Regions from separate parts of the Homo sapiens genome. Here region 1 is linked to region 2. A link is a loop called in an ENCODE intact Hi-C map of the cell type or tissue named here. Cell type or tissue: endothelial cell of umbilical vein. All regions are shown on one strand. Links, peaks and the distances in the headings refer to the core of each region. The heading gives the core; the rest is flanking DNA. Region 1 overlaps IL33 (interleukin 33). Region 2 overlaps TPD52L3 (TPD52 like 3).

Evidence for each region. Hi-C counts contacts between places; a loop is a spot of excess contacts. Peaks named below come from ENCODE experiments on the same cell type or tissue, not always from the same donor. Only the 100,000 strongest peaks of a DNase experiment are listed, where the experiment ranks them.
Region 1: a loop joins it to region 2, with 10 times the contacts of the local background. A loop is called at or near these places in 1 of 110 quality-filtered maps.

What each region holds. Positions count from the first base shown.
Region 1 is chr9:6,227,008-6,232,390 of GRCh38, forward strand. The region is part of intron 1 of IL33 (interleukin 33); the gene reads left to right. It overlaps LOC107987046 (a long non-coding RNA gene), which reads right to left. Exons shown (of 3, transcript XR_001746614.2): 3 at 1,225-1,288. Among named protein-coding and RNA genes, the nearest start is that of IL33, 14 kb to the left of the region's middle. In endothelial cell of umbilical vein, for the core only: no CTCF peak of the experiment used is centred there; DNase peaks (open chromatin) are centred at 2,764 and 3,544; H3K27ac peaks cover 833 bases.
Region 2 is chr9:6,328,612-6,333,994 of GRCh38, forward strand. It overlaps TPD52L3 (TPD52 like 3), which reads left to right. Exons shown (of 2, transcript NM_001001874.3): 1 at 1-351; 2 at 2,365-3,280. The coding sequence ends at 2,408. Among named protein-coding and RNA genes, the nearest start is that of TPD52L3, 2.9 kb to the left of the region's middle. In endothelial cell of umbilical vein, for the core only: no CTCF peak of the experiment used is centred there; a DNase peak (open chromatin) is centred at 2,800; H3K27ac peaks cover 1,789 bases.

The DNA.
Region 1 (5,383 bases), core at 325-5,324, 100 kb before region 2:
TTGGAAGCACACAAGTAGTTTGATTTCAGACTACAAAGCCATGTAGGGGCTGACTTGTCCTGAGAAGGTAAATTCTTAGAGATATGTGTTTCCTTCCAGCAAGGGCTGGAGTTGAGACAGACAAGGTTTCTGGGTATTCCCTTCTGCCGAGTTTATTTATCTTGATCACCCTTCTATTGTGAATGTAGCCCTTTGAGAGTCCAGGTTTATGCAGCAGTTTACTGTTAGACTCTCCATCTTAGACATATCCTAAGCTTTATCTCCTGGTCCTGATTCTTTATGTAATTCTTCCTCTTTGTCTCTAGGATATAGTAGACAACTTTAGAAAAAAGCCAAGTTTGCTAGCCTCCCATTCATGCCCCCTCAATGTTGTTTGAAAAGATATTTAAAAATACATCTTGCAGCATTTTGGTTGTTTTTATCAGGAGGGCTGTTCATGGTAACTAACCCATTATTATGCTGGAAACAGCATATTTCATTAAATAACTTTATAATGAGTAAATATAAATGTAAACTTATGAAGCATATTTATATTAATAAGTTAATGATTTTGTCTTCTGTTATCTATTAGGCTTCCATGCAATATTCTTTTTTCAGAAAAGGATTCTACTCTTTACAAAGTTTTGAAAACTTCTTCCAACCATTAAGTGTAATGCTTTCTCCTTATAATGCTACTAAATCTTCTCTAGCTTGACTACCACTGATGGTATATGAACTGAGCCTCAGTCTATCACCCTCCTTACAAGGTCAAATAATTCAGGTGGAATGGGCCTAATGACATATTTTCAAACTTTTAATTTTGTTTTCTTACCAGTAAAACCTCTTCTACCTAGAAAACTTTCTAGGTAGGGGTTTTCTGCTCTGGATGCAGGGGCTAGGGAGGAAGATCTGGAATGCAACGGATTTGGATTCCTCCACCCCTTTCCTGAAGTACCTCATGAACTCTGAAAATGTTCGCTTAGGGTTTCAGCTATGAGGCCTTGGGCATTTACTTGATCCCTCTGTACCTCAGTTTCCTCATATATAAAAGAGGGATAATAATAATGCTACCCTAACAAGATTGCTGTAATAATTGAATAAGTTAAATATGTGAAGCACTTAGTACAGTTCTTGGCACATAGTAAACACTATATAAGGGCTAATTGTAAAAAATACAGGAGAGCTAGGCATGGTGGCTCATACCTCTAATCCAAGCACTTTGGGTGACCAAGGCAGGAGGATCACTTGAGGCCAGGAGTTCAAGGTTGCAATCAGCTGTGCACTTCAGTCCTGGTTACAGACCAAGACTCTGTCTCAAATAAAAAACAAAAACAAAAAAAGGAGAATTTTTATTTAACTCTACATGCTTTTGCTAAGTATTTCATACTCCTTTGAATTTTTACAAGATTCAGAATTTTTACATTACTTGTCCAATTTTATGTAAAATGCATTTAAAAAGTAAAAGAAGAAAATGATCTCAACTTTAGAGTTAAACTAAAACCAAAGGTCTCTATGTTCCATGTTGTTTTTTTTTTTCCATACATTGCTTTCTTCTAGCAGTGAGAACTTTCTGAATCCATTAAACAACAGCCAGGCATGGTGGCTCACACCTGTAATCCCAGTGCTCTGGGAAGCCAAGGTGGAAGGATCACTTGAGGCCAGGAGTTCGAGACCAGCCTGGGCAACAAAGCGAGACCCTGTCTCTACAAAAATAAAAATTTAGCCGAGTGTGGTGGCACACACCTGTATTCCTAGCTACTTGAAGACTGAGGCAGGAAGATCCCTTGAACCTAGGAGTTCAGTGAGGCAATGATCATGCCACTGCCCTCCAGCCTAGGTGACAGAGCAAAACACTGACTCAAAAAAAAAAAAAATCAGCTTTCAGATATTTGGGTACTAAAGAAAAAAACAAGTAAAAACAAAAAACCAAAAAATGCTGCAGACTCTGTGGACTTTTCTTTTCACTGTAATTTTGTCCTGCTGTAAGGTTAGTAGAAAGGAGAAGAGGAGATCACAAGGCTGAGGCAGAATTTGTGTGTTTTCTGAGGATGGTACCCTTTGTGTGAATAAGGGGCTAGTGCAGCTGCCAGTATAGAAGGGGCCCTGGGAGAAGGAAATAAATGAGCTAAATGAGGAACCTGTACAGGAGCACAGGAAAGAGTCAAGGAGGAAAATGCTGGCTTTCACATACCCTCCTTGTTTTGAAGACAAGGAAACTGAGACCTGGAGAGCTGTAGGGACTTGAGGGAAAGGAGAAAATCCTAGGTCTAAGCTTGGGAAGGGGATGCCAATCTACCTTTGCTTCTTCAAAGATTACTACAGACTTGATCCACTGGGGCCCTCAAAGTATGTGAGGCATGGGAGGGGGCCCAGGAGGGGAATAAAACAACTTGTACTGAATAATTTGAAATGTTCAGTCACACTAAAACTGCAGAGCCACAGGCCAGCTGGAAAGTCAGCTTTTAAAAATGCTTTACAAAGAGCACTGACCCAAGAACAAGAAGACGTGCGTTCTATTAGACTGAGGCATTTAAGACTGTCATTTCTGTAAGTCAAAATGGTGAAGTAGTGCCAGCTTCATAACAGCTCAACCAGGGAATCTACCTCCACTGCTCTGCAGATCTTTGGGATTTGGGTAGGGTCCCCACATCTGTCTAGTGGATGATGCCTGCCTTACTTAGTTTATAGGGTTTCTGTAAGCACTGATCCAAATTACACAACATTTACTGAGTGCCTGCTGTGGATAATTTCTGGGGAAATAAAGATGACTAAAGCACAACCCTTGTTCCCAAGGACCTAGCAGTGGAGGAGGTAGGAAAACAAACAGAGTTGGATCTATTATTATATATATAATAGATAAGGAAGGGAGAGAGGAAACAATAAAGTCGGCTTGATTGTGGGTTGTCAGGGAGATCAAAACATTTGAATTGGCCTCCAATGGTTAAACAGAGTTTCCCAGACAAAGGGATGAGGTAGCACTAGCAAGAGGAATAGTTTGAGCAAAGCCATGAAGGTGTGCAAGTGCATGGTGAATTGAGGAATGGTAAACAGTCTAATTGGTCTAAATGTAGAGAGTATGGAGGGAGGGGTAAGTAAGGTTGGAAAAGTTGATGGGGCAGGTAGTGCCAATGTATAGAAATGACTGGATAAGACCACATCCAGGAAAACCATGGCAAAGCACAGAAGTACTTTACAAGTGATAAGTACTGTTTACCTTAAAGACATAAAACAAAGCTTCCCTAAAATCTCACACTATCCCTCCCTCTTCTCACGAGGGCTTTGGCTTGAGTCATAGATTGATCTACTAGGTATCTTTATAGAGTATTTCCTTTCCCTAGGAGAAGTGTTCTCCCCAGGGTCCAGGAAAGTGGCAGATGGAAACTTTCAGAGTGGTGGAGGGTAGGGGACAGGAAGTGATCCAGATTGGGTGAGGAAGGTGCTGTCTCATTATTCCCCAAACTTCTATCTTCCCTTTTTCCATATCATGTATTCTAATCTCCCTTAAGAAAGAAGTGAAACTGCTACACCCAAGGGAGTAGAGGATTGGTGTGTCACACTCCCCTGTGCTCCCATCCCCCGCTTCTCCTCCACTTCTGCCCCTTTGCAAAATCTCCCAGAATGAAGTCATATTGTGTTGGCAAACTTAGTCATAATCCCCATTTCCTCTCCTTATCAGCCAGGACCTGTCTTCTTCCACTGATTCCACTGGTATTGCTTCCAGTACCCAGCAATATGTTCATTCATCCCACTATATCCTCATAGATCCTCTTCCCATTCAAGAGAAACCAAGCTTGACAAGGAGATGAATCAAATATAAGGTCCTGGGATTCAATTATGCCCCATTCTACCAATGTTCTCCATGAACTAAGAGAAAGAGCCAGATAGCCCTAATATCAGATTCTGGCTTTGCTACTTCTTACCTATGTGACGTTTTGCAAGAGCCACTATTTCTTCACTTCTAAAAGGGAGACAATCATATCCAAACTCCAGAAACACAGTGACATTAGAGATAATATACATAGAGCATCAGTCTTACAGAAGACGCCAAACATTGCAGCTACTACTATCATCATTATCATCTTCACCACAACCACCATTATTAAGCATCTGAATTAATGCAGACTCCTGGCTGGTCTCATCCCTTCCCTCTTATTGCCCTCCATCTGTTTCTCACATGATAGTCACAGCACTAGTTTAAAAATAAAAATCAAATCACATCCCATGTTACTCAAAACCCTTCTTTGGCTTCTCAATGCACTCTGAATGAAATCCAAGCTTCTTCCTTTGGCCTCCAGGGCCCAGCCCAACCAAGCTTCTGTCCCCTTCTCTCTACAGCCCCTTCACATTATGCTCTCCCCATTGCCCGCTCTGCTCCAGCCACACTAGCACTCTCTGTTCACTGAGCACTGCGGCTTCTGTCCATCTCAGGGCCTTTGCCCCTGAGGTTTTCTCTTCCCTGTGTCTCTTCCCTTTCATATGTTCCTCACGCCCTTTGGGTGCAGTTTAAATGTCACCTTCTCTGACTACACTACCTTAGTACCATTCTACTTTATCTTCTTTACCAGTCCAATTCTTTTTTATCACTGTTCATTAATAACATATTTGTACAACTATGTGAATAACTTCTATCTCCCCAATAGAAAGTAAACTCCAGGAGGGCAAGACAGTTTGCTTTGTTCAGTACTGTATCCCCAGCACCTAGCCCAGTACTAGAAGTAGTATTTTATTTATTAATGTTTTTAGGCAGCACTCCATGCTGTAGTACAAGCAAATGCAAATCCAGCATCATTTGTGCCCTCAGGATCTCGAGGAGGTTAGGATTTCCTTACAATCATTCCCAGTTGTGTCTCTTTTCAGAGAATTTACTCTCTAGGACATCAAAGGTCAAACTTTCTCTTTTCTGTATTATCTAAATTTTCCACAATGAGTATGCATTTTTAGTAAGAATTTCTCATAAACTCAGCATTGTAACAAGACTCATCACAGCAAATCAGTCTGATTAAATGAATTTATTTTGAAAGTAAAATTCACAATAAAAGAAGAAAGTCCAACAGCCAACTTAACATTCTTAAAGGTATTAGCATTTAAAAGTGGGAAATTGCTAATCAAAGAGCATTGTCTGACATATAAGAGGTTAGTGATTCAATAAATGATTTTCCAGCTGATCAGATGTAGATAATATGACAATGTGAAATGAAAACATTCATGCAGCACCCCATGAGTTAATGATGGTGGAATACATAGTCCTTGGCATGCAAAGGGTGCTCAATATTTGTTGGATGTAAGTTTCTGGAAGATTTCTTCAGCCAAAGAGAAAACTACGCAAATTTGCATCTTTGAAAATGAAAATACCTCATATATTTCTCACTGTTGTTGTTGTTCAGAGGTGAATGACCAACTAATA
Region 2 (5,383 bases), core at 226-5,225:
CAGAGACCTCTGTGGGCACATATGAATCCCACTCGACTTCTGAACTGGAGGATCTGACAGAGCCCGAGCAAAGAGAGCTCAAAACCAAACTCACTAAATTGGAGGCTGAAATTGTAACCCTACGCCACGTACTAGCAGCCAAAGAGAGACGCTGTGGGGAACTCAAGAGGAAGTTAGGCCTCACCGCCTTGGTAGGGCTGAGACAGAATCTGTCCAAGAGCTGGCTTGATGTTCAGGTCTCCAACACCTATGTGAAACAGAAGACATCAGCTGCTCTGTCCACCATGGGCACTCTCATCTGCAGGAAGCTTGGAGGCGTGAAGAAGTCGGCCACATTCAGATCTTTTGAAGGTCTGATGGGGACAATCAAGTCCAAAGTCTCAGGGGGCAAAAGAGCTTGGCCCTGACTGTCTTTCTTCTGCGGAGGGTGGGGTTGATCTGCTCTCAGTTTTGGGGTGTGGGGAAGACCCACTCCAGATTCCGGGGAGTGGGAATGAGCCACTCCCAGTTCTGGAGAGTGAGGATGACCATCTCCACTTTCTGGAACCAGAATGAGCCCCCTTGGTAACCTTGCCTGGTACTAAACCAGTGCAAGGACCCCCTTCCCTTATTACATTTGCAACTCTGCCCAACAAAAACAAGCAAGCAAACCACAATGGTAAAGTGGTTAATTCAGGAAATTGACAGAATCCAGTTTTGAGAAAAGAACACAGATATTTGCTGCTTTTAAGATAGAGAACCCAAAGTTTTGTACCTGGTTATTTTTCACTTAAGTTTGTAGACGAAATGTGCCATTATATTAGCTTTCCTGAGACTGTATCTAATGGGCAAGTCAGTGGCTCCAGAGGGGTCTTAGGCCAAAGCCCAAACTCTCTTTTGGAAAACTAGCTTATTAGAAAGCCAAAGTAGAGTTCTGTTTAAGCTTGAAAGAGGTATGAAGTAATCTGTAGTGTTTTTTTGGTTTGTTTGTTTGTTTTCCCTTCCCCATTTCCTTCCTTCCCTCAGTCTCAAAGTCACCTTGAAAGCTTCACCTGGCCTACAACTTTTATTTTAAAAAGATGATCAAGAAAACTTCATCTTCTCTGAGACTCAGAAAAAGAGGGGAAAATAGTGGTAGTGCACTAATTGTTACATTACTAATATAGCTTTTGTAAAACTCGTTTGTTTTCAAAGGTCTGGACTAAGCAAAACAACAGTGTCAGTTTAGGAAATTATTACTACTTTGAACACAAACTGAAATTGCAACTTTGCCTTGTGCTTTGTTTATAATTTCTTTATATATCAAAATGAGTGTTTTAAAGTTTAACCCTTGAAGCAGCATGTCTTTGCCATAGCAGCACTTCACTTAAAAGGAAGAAATTGCCTCTCTGGCAGCAATTCCTAGTTAGTTACCACCTCCAGCTGAGGGGCTGGAGGAAAACAGGTATAGCCAAATTCAAGAAAGATAAACCCCTGTCTCAAGGAACATTTTAAAAAGAACGTCTGTCCCCTGTGATGCTGGCTGTTATGCCTTTGAATGGACCTAACTATACATCTTTGCTCTTAACTCCAAGTCTGCCCTTCTTTTTAGGAAACCCTAAAGGAGAAGGAAGCAGAATATAACCCTCTGGAGAGCTCAAGACAGTAGGAACCTGGACGGTGCTTGTTTGAATTTTCTGATATCTGATTTTCACACGAATATACTTTTTGTTTGTTTTCCTTTTCCATTTTCAAAATGCCAAGATCTGGGAGCCTCTTTCACTCCTCTAGACACACTGCCTGAGATAGAAGTTTGCATCTTATTGGCTGTGGGCAGAGACTAGGACCCTTATGGGTACATTTCAGTAATCTCTCACTGCCTAAAATGGTAATCCCTCCAGCCTAAGAGGATGATTCTGTTTTGTTGACTCTTGAATGCTCCCCCAACATTCCTTTGGTTTTCCTATAAGCAAAACCAAATACCACTATAAATACAAAAGCATCTGGTAAACTGTAAAGTTACTCATGTATCCCAACCCTCCACAGATTTCTGAAGACAAAGTTTTGCTTGGATTAAAACAAGATGTTTTACTATTTTGCATGTTCGATTTTTAATTTGTTGTGTTTATCAACCAAAATGGCTTTGTATGCTGGAGAACAAGAGGTGAGCCTGCAGCATACAAGAAATGAAAGTAGTCCAACAGGCAAAGGCTTTGACATATTTCAGGAAGGCTTGTGTTAGGGACAATCTCAGACTATTATCATGGGCCAAACCTGAGAGATGTTATATTTTATTTAATAATTTCTACAACAGTAGTAAGTTTCCCCAATAAATTCTCAACTCCGTAAAAGTAGTAAAGTACATATTTATTTTTGCTGATCATTGTTTTCCCATTTCTGGCTTAGGATTGATCTTCAATAAATACACGTTAAATCAAGGAAGGAATTAACATCATATACTTCAGACATCAAATATGGAATCCAAGAGACTATCAACAACATGAACTTGTTCACAAGTTCCTTCTGCTTTTAAACAAAAATATCGTGTTTATTCAAAGCCAATCTGAGACCCTACTCTGTATCAAGAACTGTCCCAGGTTCTGAAAGCATAGAATTAGACATCGTATGTGCCCTCTAGAAACACTTAGACTTTCAAATCATTATAATTCAATGAGTCCTAAAATAGAGCTGTGTGCCAGAGATAAAAGAAGTCCTGAGGAAGGGGTGTTCAACTCTGTCTTGGTAGGTCAGTAAAGACTTTAGAGAGACAGAAAGTCTTAGAGGACTAGGAGAAGTTTGCCAGACAGACAAGAATAGAACATTCCAGACAACATGCAGAGGAACTGAGTCACAAAGGAATGTATAAGAATGGCATATTCTAGGAACTAACACTGTGGCTAGAGAGGAAGGGGAAATGGTGTTACATGAGTGAGGGAGGGGAAATGGTGTTACGTGAGTAAGAAAAAATAAGCAGGGGGCAAAATCATAAGTAGTCTTACATACTACATTAGATATCAATATTTAAGCCTGTAGGAAATGGGAGGCATTGAAGCACTTAAGTAAAAAAGTAACTATCAAATTTTTGTTTTAGATTACTCTGGTCATCAGAGAAATAGATTAAGTATTTAAGAGGTAGAATCTCTCAGACTTAGGAACCAACTGCATGAGGCGGGGCTTGGGGGGATAAATTTGCAAGATAATAAGGATGTAGAATTGAAAAGGCCTGATATTATTGAAGCTGGAGTTGCACATTCATTTTGCTTTGGCTTTTTTGTATCAGTGGTCATGGGCACCAAATAAAATGCTTCCATGAACATTTGGATTCTGGCTCTAAAGTTTCCTCGAGATTTCCTTTTTCCACCAGCTTCTACCCTTCCTATGCATTGGCTTTCTTCATCTTCTTCCCTGTCTACCCACAAAACTTGATCATCTCCACTCATCTAGGCCTATTTGGATTTTGTAGCCTAGCTTAAGTCTATTTAACTTGGCCAATTCAGGATGCTATTTTCAATAGTTCGTAGAATATGTGGATACCCAAAGATTCACATCCTTAGGTTTCGCTCAGTACCTGAGAACTACTAGATGGGAATGATACTGAAACAAAATTTCCTGAGGCTCTCAGTTTTCTGGGACTTTAATTGTCCATGTGAGTGAAGGGATTAGGATAGAAAATCGAGACAAGATGACATGGCCTTGATGTTTATGTCTTCCCACCCCAAATTTGTAGGTCGAAATCCTAACCACAGGGTGATGGTATTGGGAGATGGGGCCTTTCAGGAAGTGATCAGCCCTCATAAGTGGCTTATCAACAAGCCGAAGGGAGCTTGTTTGCCCTTTTCACCATGGGAGGACACAGTGAGAAGGCACCATTCATAACCCAGGAAATAGGCCTTCACCAAACACTGAATCTGCAGATATCTTGATCCACCTCCAGAACAATAAGAGATAAATTTCTGTTAAGATACCCAGTTTATAGCAGCCCAGATGACTAAGATACAAGAATTGAAAGTTATACTTCCCACAGATAACACTTTCCATGCTGCTGGCAAGGATGATGATAGAATACCAAGCCCTATGTTCATTAGTATCATACATGCCCCAGAAAAATACTAGCATCACTCCCAAAGAAATTCGCCAGCATTTTCTAGAGGCTCCTCTGCTTTCTGATCCATCAAAATGCCAAGTTTCAGATTTGAAAGAACGTACTTTTATTACATGCTCTACTCTCAAGGCTTGTGTGGACTAAAGAGAGGTGATTAGCAACCACTGACCCAGAACTGTGCAGGTTTCCTGATAGTGCCAGGCAATGTGCTTGATGGCTCCACCTATCAAGGGGACAATGATGGCACAGGTTGATTCCGCTAAGGATTTGCATCTGGGCACAGAATTTCACTTTCTTGCCTGCGGACTGTAATGTAAGGAAAAAGGATGAGCATCACTCTACTGAAACAACTGTGGAGAGAGGATTTCATAAAGATGATAGAGTGGGAGGCACAAGAAATCTGTCTCTCTACTTAGATAACAATTGAGCTGGTGAATCAATGTGATGTAACAATTTTGGAACACTAGAATGTACTGAAGGCTTGCAACTTCCAGGGGAAGGCTTGAACAATAAATTGTAGTTAATTTCAGTACTCTGAACACAGTACCATCTACACATCCCCAGTCCCAGCCTTGTAACTGGCAAATGTGCATATGTTTCTGGAACAACCTGTACATAGCTTGTGAGAGCCAGGGTTGGCAAAAAGGACCATGTCTTCTAGATACTAGAGATCTGTGCTCTGATCGATCATTGATTGCTGCTTCTGCTCACAGAGATGCAGACAAAGAGGTGGGCAGCCATTGTTGTTGTACCTATCCCCACTGTGGCAAGCCCCTCCCCACTAGCTGAAGTGACTTCTAAGGGACTTAAAGGGCCAGTGCTCTTTTTTCTCCTCTTCATTTTTCTCTTTTTCCTCTTTTGGGAGCCAGACATTCAAAAACAACTGCATATATGGAAAAAATTAGAAAGTGATTATGCATGCCCAGGGAAAAACTCAGAAAATACCTGAGAAGACCTTAAATTTATATTTCAGGTTAATCCTTGGAACAGAGATAGCCTACAAGAATAAAAAATAATAATAATAAAAACAATAACAAAAAACATTAAATTCTGGGAAATGGGGGGAATCTAATTACCAGAGTTACCATGTTACTAGATTTGAATGTCCAGTTTTCAAAAAAAAATCAGAAGGCATACAAAGAACAGGAAAGTATGGCACATTCAAAGAATAAAAATAAACCACTTGTTCTGAAAAAGAACACATGGCAGATATAGTAGACAAATACCTTAAAACTATCTTAAAGATGCTCATAGAACTAAAGGGAGATGTGGAGAAAAGAAAATTATGCATGAACAAAATGGAAATATAAATAAAGATATAGA